Regions from separate parts of the Homo sapiens genome. Here region 1 is linked to region 2. Evidence: read pairs that join two places in POLR2A ChIA-PET (ENCODE). Cell type or tissue: OCI-LY7. All regions are shown on one strand.

What was found. ChIA-PET counts read pairs that join two places held together with the same protein. Peaks named below come from ENCODE experiments on the same cell type or tissue, not always from the same donor. Only the 100,000 strongest peaks of a DNase experiment are listed, where the experiment ranks them.
Region 1: POLR2A ChIA-PET joins it to region 2 with 5 read pairs; 3 of 35 experiments call an interaction of 5 or more read pairs at or near these places.

Annotation. Positions count from the first base shown.
Region 1 is chr10:93,692,930-93,697,929 of GRCh38, forward strand. FRA10AC1 (FRA10A associated CGG repeat 1) reads right to left here. Exons shown (of 14, transcript NM_145246.5): 5 at 1,932-2,008. Among named protein-coding and RNA genes, the nearest start is that of FRA10AC1, 7.2 kb to the right of the region's middle. In OCI-LY7, CTCF peaks have their summits at 4,489 and 4,696; no DNase peak of the experiment used is centred here.
Region 2 is chr10:93,619,401-93,624,400 of GRCh38, forward strand. It overlaps PDE6C (phosphodiesterase 6C), which reads left to right. Exons shown (of 22, transcript NM_006204.4): 2 at 1,232-1,384; 3 at 1,491-1,580; 4 at 2,532-2,672. Among named protein-coding and RNA genes, the nearest start is that of PDE6C, 9.4 kb to the left of the region's middle. In OCI-LY7, no CTCF peak of the experiment used is centred here; DNase peaks (open chromatin) are centred at 2,571 and 3,741; H3K4me3 peaks cover 2,587 bases; H3K27ac peaks cover 4,738 bases.

The sequences.
Region 1 (5,000 bases), 74 kb after region 2:
AAGTTAAATGGATAAGGAATCTGTCTGTAGCATTGGTTTCAATTATACAAATGGTGCTAAGTTACCAAAGCTAGAATGAGAAACCTGACTAAACACTAAATGAATAAAGTGAATGAAAATAAGTTTCATTCTAACCAACCACTCTGCTGAGATTTAATTTTAAAAAATATGAAAAGTTTTCCGTATCTCATTTTACTAGTTTCCTAGGTAGAAGACTGAGTAAAGGAGGAAGAAAGCCAAAGGGATTGACCTTTCAAAATAAAATGCTAACAGTCTGGGGGTAAAAAAAAAAAGGAAAAAAAAAAGTGATTGTTGGGAGATATAGGATAAATTGATAGGTGAGATAAATTGGGGGTAAATGAGGTGGTACTAAATTTTCTCAGAGTCCTACCAACTCAGAAAATTGTTAGAGGGAAAAAAAAAACCTCACATAAAACTAAGAAGTTCTAAGACACACACACACTATAGCAGCACAATTCGCAATTGCAAAGCTATGGAACTGACCAAAGTGCCCATCAACCAATGAGTGGATAAAGAAAATGTGGTGTGTGTGTATATATATATATATATATATATATACACCATATATATATATATACACCATATATATATATATATACACACATACATACACCATATATATATACACACCATATATATATACACACCATATATATACACACCATATATATATACACACCATATATATACACACCATATATATATACCATATATATATACACCATATATATATATATATACCATATATATATACACACACCATTTATATATACCATGGAATACTACTCAGCCATAGAAAGGAATGAAATGATGTCTTTTTGCAGCAACTTGGATGGAGCTGGAGGCCATTATTCTAAGTGAAGTAACTCAGGAATGGAAAATCAAATATCATATGTTCTCATTTATATGTGGGAGCTAAGCTATGAGGATGCAAAGGCAAAAGACTGATATAATGGACTTTAGGGACTCAATGTGGGGGAAGGCCAGAAGGGAGGTGAGGGATAAAAGACTACATTTTAGGTATAGCATACAGTGCTTGGGTGATGGGTGCACTAAAATCTCAGAAATCACCACTAAAGAACTTATCCAGGCAACCAAAAACCACCTGTACCTCAAAAACTATTGAAATAAAAATAAAAATTTAAAAAAACAAAAACAAAACAAAACAAAAAACAAGTTCTGATAGAAGAGCCTTAAACATGGGAAGGACTTTGATGTGCAAGAAATGCTAGACTGAGAGTTCTTGTTTACCTATCTTTTAAAAAGCAATCCCAAACATCAAGGTATAAAAATTTCCTTATTTCAAAGATCTTTGCCAAGAAGACACATGAGTATTCTTCAGATATTCTTTTATCACCAGGGTTGTGCCCGGCTCAGCAGGTAAAGAGTCTACCTGAGGCCTGTCCAAAAAAATGGGATTCATGAAGAGCTACTCAGGAGCTGTGGATGGTATCTCTACCTTATAATATAAAAAAGAAACTGGGGCCAGGTGCAGTGGCTCACGCCTGTAATCCCAGCAGTTTGGGAGGCCAAGACAGGTGGATCACAAGGTCACGAGTTCAAGACCAGCCTGGCCAAGATGGTGAAACCCCGTCTCTACTAAAAATACAAAAATTAGCCAGGCATGGTGGCAGGAGCCTGTAATCCCAGCTACTCGGGAGCCTGAGGTAGGAGAATCGCTTGAACCACAGCGGCACAGGTTGCAGTGAGCCGAGATCAAGCCACTGTTCTCCAGCCTGGGCGACAGAGTGAGACTCCATCTTAAAAAAAAAAAAAAAAAAAAAAAAAAAAAAAGGCACACCGGAATAGAAAGCAGGGAAGAATGACAGAATCAGAAGGCACAGTAGCTGTGGGTCTTTAAAGTTTCCCATAACCCACATTCCCTTCTATGTAAACTTCCTGATACTTACCCCAAACGCTTGAAGTCTTCTTTTTTGCCACCATAGTATAAAATATAGTCATTTACGAACTTTGTATGTCTTTGATACTGAAATGCAAAAAATTAAGGATTTTATTCTCTTAGGAGCTGTTTGGTGTCATAATATATTGCTGATTGGTGGTAAAAAAAAGCACAATATGAGTCTATTTAGCTTTTTAAAAATATTCACACACTATACATGCTTACACATTCAGAAAATCTAGAAGGGTATATATTAAATTGTTGAAAGTGAAGATTGTAAAGTACAGGCTTTCTTTTGACTATTTTTCAAGCATATACTACTCTTGTGATAAAAATATACCTCCATCTGGGGAGAAATAGAGCTTCTTATTCTATTGCTGAACTGCATATAGCCTCCTACCACCACTCATTCTAATAATCACAATATGAAAAATTTAAAAATTATAGTTTCTAAAAGTAGAGAATTTATCTTTCATTATCATAAAATATAATTTATCTATTTTAGTAATGATAAAGCCTCTAAATAGAAGATGCAACTTTTATAATTATATTTATAATTTATAATTAAATCCCAACATTAAACTTTCAAAAAAGCAAATATAAAAAATCAATTTTTATAGTCTTTTAAATTCAAAGAATAAAATGCCATGTTTTTTCAAAGCATTGTAACAAAATATATGAGCATTTTACTTTTTGTTTTAAAAAGCTCAACAGCACTCTCTCTAGAGCCAAACATGCACATAATAGCTAACCTCACCTTCTACAATATTCTCTGTGACTATTAAACATGTATAGTGATTTAACTGATCATAATGTGTACTAACAGACAATTTAATCAGATTATGGTATTTCCATATTGTAACAAACCAGTTAATATTTCAGGAAAAAAAAAAAAGAGAGAGACAGAAAAACCAAATACCTGGAGATCTGGATTCTAGCTCTTGATCTACCACTAACTGGTCACATGACCATGGCAAGTCATGTAACCTATTAGAGCTGGGGTCAGCAAACATTTTCTGCAAACGGCCAGATGGTAAATATTTCAGGCTTTGCAAGCCATATGGTCTCTGTTGCAAATGCTCAGTTCTGCCATTTTAGCATGAAAGCAGCCAAAGACAACATATAAATGAAGCATGGCTGTATTCCAATATAATTTTATGTACAAGAACAGGTGGTGGGTGTAACTTTTGCTTCCGGGAAGATGGAGTAGGCAAAGATGTACTTCTCCCTATTCCTCATACTAATAACAACTAAAATCCTTATACATTATATATCAAACATAAAAAGACTCTAAAAGGTGGAAGGAAGAAGGCGCCCCGCTAGGGACCTCCTGAAGACCTATGGTATGACATGATAGCGAGTTCCCTAGGTTTTCTTTTTGTCTCATGTATCCTAGAATTGGAGGTAAAGAAGGTGACAACCCGGAAACACCAACAGGCACGGACTAAAAAATCGTCAACAAAAGCTGTTCTCTCTAACCAAATGACCAAGAGTCAGCCTAGCAAGACAACTTTGAGACAATAACTACTCTACTCTTGTCAAACAACCCAGAGAAAACTGTGGTTCCCAGTCAGAATCGCAATTATTAAAAAGTCAGGAAACAACAGATGCTAGCAAGGCTGTGGAGAAATACGAACACTTTTACACTGTTGGTGGGAATGTAAAATGGTTCAACCATTATTGAAGACAATGTGGCAATTCCTCAAGGACCTAGAACCAGAAATAACATCTGATCCAGCAATCCCATTACTGGGTATATACCAAAAGGAATATAAATCATTCTATTATAAAGATACATGCACATGTATGTTTATTGCAGCACTATTCACAATAGCAAAGACATGGAACCAATCCAAATGTCCATCAATGATAGACCAGATAAAGAAAATGTGGTACATATACACCATGGAATACTATGCAACCACAAAAAGGAATGAGATCATGTCCTTTGCAGGGACATGGATGAAGCTGGAAGCCACCATCCTCAGCAAACTAACACAGGAACAGAAAACCAAACACCACATGTTGTCACCCATAAATGGGAGCTGAACAATGAGAACACATGGACACAGGGAGGGGAACATCACACACTGGAGCCGGTGGGCGGGGAAGGGTGAGGGTGATGGGTTGATAGGTGCAGCAAACCACCATGGTACATGTATACCCTATGTAACAATCCTGCACGTTCTGCACATGTATCCCAGAATTTAAAGTAATAAAATAAAATAAAGAAAAATAAAATAAAATAAATCCTCACACACAAAACAAAAAACAAACAAACAAAAAAAACTGTGGCTCCAACTCCTCCTATGCCAGAAAAAAGAGTACCCATACTTTCACTCTCACCAGGCTATAACTAGGTGCCCCCAATGCAGTAGGTGTCAGAGAAGGCAGAGCAAATGTTTAAATGCTAAAGGAACAAATGGCAGATGAGATCCATGGAAAAGCTAGCTATTGGGTTAGGAGATAAGAAGAATAAATCAATTAGTGACACAATGGTACTTCTATAACTTAAAAGAAAAATATTGGAATAGCACAGTGAAACAGATGATTACAGGTAGGGGGCGTATCAAATTGACACTGTCTCCTTCTCCCAATTCTGATCACAGCAATAAATACCCAAAAATACTTCAGTTTTTGCTTGGTATCTCTTAAATTCTCCAATATTCTCAACAGCAGTATGGATGGCCAGCGTAGCAGTTAGTGTCATCAGCCAGTCTTATTAAAAAACTGAGTTGACAAATGGCTATAACCAGGAAGCAGGGTTTATCTTAAAGATAGCTTTAAGTCATGCCTAAAAATTAAAGCCATGGCAGGCCTGAGGACAGTCCACAGGCAGGCCTCATTTTATTTTTATTTTTTCCTTAGATCCAGGGACAGACTGGATAGACCTAATTTTAAATACAAGTTTTATAGAGACCTTAAATAGCAAAGAACCAGGTAGGAAGAGAATAAATTAAAATGAGACTAAAGATAAGTATAGGAAAAGGAAATGTTGAAAGCTTGAAAAAACAATTTGGAAAATATATTTGCAGATTCATGTACTTTATAAACCTATTTATAGAGTACTAGTAATATG
Region 2 (5,000 bases):
GGAAGTTAGAATGTGAACCTTTCTTTTTCTTTTTCTTTTTTTTGAGATAGAGTTTTGCTCTTGTTGCCCAGGCTGGAGTACAATGGCGCGATCTTGGCTTACTGCAACCTCTGTCTCCCGGGTTCAAGCGACTCCCCTGCCTCAGCCTCCTGAGTAGCGGAGATTACAGGGGCGTGCCACCACGCTTGGCTAGTTTTTGTATTTTAGTAGAGACAGGGTTTCATCATGTTGGCCAGGCTGGTCTCGAACTCCTAACCTCAGGTGATCCGCCTGCCTTGGCCTCCCAAAGTGCTGGGATTACAGGCATGAACCACCCCGCCCAGCCTCAGAATGTGAACCTTTCATCAAAGTAATCTATGTAAAGAAAAACTGTATGTTCCTGTGGATCCAGCAAAAGGGATTTCCTTTTTTGGGAATCTGTCACATAAAAATAAAAGCAAGAAGGATTAGTGCAGTATTGTTGGTAGTGGGGAAAACTATACACAGGCAAAATCAGTAAAGGACAGTTGAGTGGATCATAAAGCACCCAGGGTGGAGTAGTGTGCACAAATCTAAGAGGTGAGTTCACATCCATATGCATTGGTCTTCAGGGAAGTCCCTAAGACATTGTTAAGTGATGAAACTATTATAAGCAATTAGAAAAGGAAATTTTAGAAAAAATAGAAAACTCTTTGTTCAAGCATGGAGAAAGGCATAGGAGACACACCAGCAGTTAGCACGGATTTCTTCTAGTAGGCTAGATTGGAAGGAACTGGGGGCAATGATAATTTTTGCTTTATGTTATGACATATGGGTTGATGATTTCAAGTGCATGTTTTCCCTTTGTAATGAGAGAGAAGCGCTCTATGAACTGTGTCTGTATTCCTAGCTGTGCTCTCCTTCCCTGCATGTACTTGCTGTCTATTGTAACCTTGTGCCTTCCCCTCTCTTCCTCTTAGCACCTCACTTTCCACTTGGCTGTCTGATCACCTCTTTTCTTCTGGCCCAACCTCAGCCTAACCTAAATAGGCCATAGCTCAGGTTGGCAGCGCTTATTCTGAAATGGGCAATTCCATTCTATGCAGTCATAGGATGGCAGGTGGAGTGGGATTGTTTACTGGGGACCACTGTACTGGAGCCCTGGTTATCTGTTGGTAGCATTTAAATGAGAGAGAATGATCTGTCATCATCCCTAGATCTACCACTCTATGATTTTGTGCCACTTTGACAAATATGTGACTGTCTCTTTCAGAACAGCCATTTTTCTGACTTCATGGACAAGCAAACTGGGTATGTCACTAAGAACCTGCTGGCAACCCCGATCGTGGTGGGCAAGGAGGTTCTTGCTGTGATCATGGCAGTTAACAAAGTAAATGCATCTGAATTTTCCAAACAGGATGAAGAGGTAATGCTAACCCTGGGCATCTGGTTGGAGGCTCAGGAAATTTATTTGTTGTATAACCAAAGAAAAGATGTCACAACCATAACTTGTTATTCTCTGCCGTCTGTAGGTCTTTTCCAAATACCTCAACTTTGTGTCTATCATCCTAAGGCTTCATCACACCAGCTACATGTACAATATTGAATCCCGAAGAAGCCAGGTAAAAGGAAGGCAGCATTAGTCATTCCATGCTGACCTATTCTGACAAAGCCGCCCAGAGACAACAAATTCAGACCCCTCCTATTCCTCCTGGGGGTGTAAGCCACGTGGAACAGATCCCCAAACTTCAGTCCCACGTGTCCTCTCATGATCTTCCCGCCACTCTCCCCACACACACTCCCCTGCACCCCAAGCTCTCCAATTGTGTACACAACTGGCTTGGCTTTCTTCAGTCTAGATCCCGAGTGGACTTGGCATTTCTGTCTATGAGATGGTGATGACAATAATGGTACCTACTTCAGATGGTTGTTGTGACTATTAGCGATTAGCTCTCAAATAAAGTTTGTAGAAATTCCTGGGTCATAGTAAACCTATTAATTTGAGGAGCATATTATTCCTAACTCCATGAGACAGAGGGATAAAGGGCACTATTAGTACCTAAGATACCTAGGTCTGGCCCACTCTCTGGACCTCAGTTTCCTCACCAGTACAATGCACGAGTAGAGGTTGAGAGGGAGGTCCCTTCCCGTTTGAACTCTCCAGGTAAGGTTACCTCTGACTATCTCAGGATGCATGGAAGGAGGTATGTGGCTCTCTCCACATCAGGGCCAGCAGGAGCCAGTGGGCCACCGATACTGGATTCTCCGTCCAGGGACCATCCCTGCATCCCATTTCAGGGCACTTCCCCTTTGGAGCCAAAACATCTAGACACAGGAACCAATCATAGCTTCTCTCTCTCCATAGACCCGCAGCCTTGCAAAAGTCTACTCATCATCTCACCTAGAGGATCTGAGTAGTTTGTTGGATGTACACATGTTCAAAATCAGAATTGCACTTTCCAATGATATGCATTTATTTTATTTGATGCACCTCATGTTTTCTTGTGGTGAATGCTCTATCTCTCCATAGCATACTTTATTCTAACTGTTTTCTTTTTGATACCTACTTTCAGATCCTTATGTGGTCAGCCAATAAAGTATTTGAAGAACTCACAGATGTTGAGCGACAGTTTCACAAAGCGCTCTACACGGTTAGATCATATCTGAACTGTGAACGATACTCCATTGGACTGCTGGACATGACCAAGGAGAAGGTTCTTATTATTCTACACATTTTGTCTCATCTCACATCGCCTATATAACACACACCACAGGAAATGTGATCCTTAAAAAACAGATACACTATGTAAATAATTAGTCATGATTGATGACAAGAACAGAGGTAAAAGTGTGTGTCTTGGAGCAAAAAAGATGTAGGCTTGAATCTTGGTTTTTCCACTTCCTAGTAATATGGGTTTTCAGCAAGTCTGTTTTTTTTTTACATTAATTAATAGACTATTTTTAGAGTAGTATTGACAGAAAAATTGATTATAAAGTACGGAGTTTCCTCTTCCCTCCCAATCTCCTCTCCCAGTTTCCCTGTTATTAATATCTTGCATTAGTGTGGTGTGATGAATCAATATTGATATATTATTATTAACTAAAGTCCATAGTTTACATGAGGGTTCATCCTTTGTGCAGTTCTCTGGGTTTTGACAAATGTGTAATGTCATATATCTGCTACTACAGTATCAGACAGACTACTTTCAGTGCCTCAAAGCCCTCTGTGCTTCACATATTCAACCTTTCCTCACCCCTTCCAAACTCCTGGTAGCCACAGGTTTTTTTTTTGTTTTTTTTTTTGTTGTTTTTTTTTTTTTGCTGTTTCTATAGTTTTTGCCTTTTCCAGAATGCCATATAGTTGGAATCATACAGTATGTAGCTTTTCAGACTGGCTTTTCACTTTGAAATATGCATTTAAGTTTCCTCCATGTCTTTTCATGACTCAATAGCTAATTTCTTTTTATCACTGAATAATATTCCACTGTATGGCAGGTTTGTGTATCCATTCACCTGTTGAAGGGTATCTTGGTTGCTTCTAATATTTAGTGATTGTGAATAAAGCTGCTATAACCATTGTAGGTAGGTTTATGTGTGTCTACATGTTTTCAACTCAATTGGGTAAATACCGAATAGGGCAATTGCTGGATTATACTGTAAGACAAATTGATCTTTGTAAGAAACTGGCAGACTGTCTTCCAAAGTGACTTTACTGTTTTGCATGTCTACCAGATGCACTTTCTCACCAGCAGTTGTTAATGTCAGTATTTTGGGTATTAGCAGTTGCTGATGTTAGTATTTGGGGTATCAGTTGTGGTATCTCATTGTTGTTTTAATTTTCAGTTCCCCAATGACATATGATGTTGAGCATCTTCTCATATGTTTACTTGCCATCTGTATATCTTCTTAGAGAGATAGCTGCTCAGATTTTTTGCCCACATTTTTTTATGTTGTTTTCTTATCATTCAATTGTAAGAGTTATTTGTATATTATGGGTCCAAGTCCTTTACCAAATATGTGATTTGCAAATACTTTCTCCCAGTCTGTGGCTTATCTTTTCATTCTCTTAACAGTGTCTGCTGCAGAGCAGAAGGTTTTAATTTTAATGAAGTCCAATTTTTCTATATTTTTTCTTTCATGGATTGTGCTTTTGGTGCTGTATCTATGAAGCCTCATCAAACCCAAGTTCACCTAGATCTTCTATGTCATCTCCTAGAATTTTTATACTTTTGTGTTTTACATTTAGGTGTATAATCCATTTTGAGTTATTTTTTGTGAAAGGTACAAGTTCTGTTTCTAGATTCACTTTTTTTACATGTAGATGTTCAGTTGTTCCAACAAAATTTGTTGAAAAGACTATCCTTTGTTCATTGCCTTTGCGCCTTTGTCCAAGTTAACTATATTTGTAAGGGTCTATTTCTGGGTTCTCTATTTTGTTTCATTGATTCATTTGTCCATTCTTTCACTAATACCACACTGTCTTGATTATTGCAGCTTCATGGCAAATCTTAAGTCAGGTAGTGTCAGCTTTTTGATTTTGTTCTTCTTGTCAGCAAGTCTTTTAACCTACCTGATTCTTGGCTTCTTCATCTGTAAAATGAGGACATCTCTCTTATCAATTGTGAGAATTAGAGATTTTATATATTTTTTTATATATATAAACACTATATGTACATAGTGTCTAGAATTTACACAGTAGGTGGATAATCAATATTATCTTTACCAACTTTAGGTTTTTGTATTCTAAAAAAATTTAATTAAAGTAGAAATATTGAAACATGTAATATTATTCACAATATAATGCCCTTGTGTCATCTTCTTTAATTCTGTTGCTACCCTTCTAGTTCAAAATAACTAACGATACCATATTATTTATATATTTTTTCTTTTGTTTTCTTTCCTTTTTTTGAGACTCTGTCTTGGTCTGTCACCAGGCTGGAGTGCAGTGGCATGATCTTGGCTCACTGCAACCTCAGCCTCCCAGGTTCAAGCGATTCTCATGCCTCAGTAGCTGGGATTATAGGCCTGTACCACCACGTCCA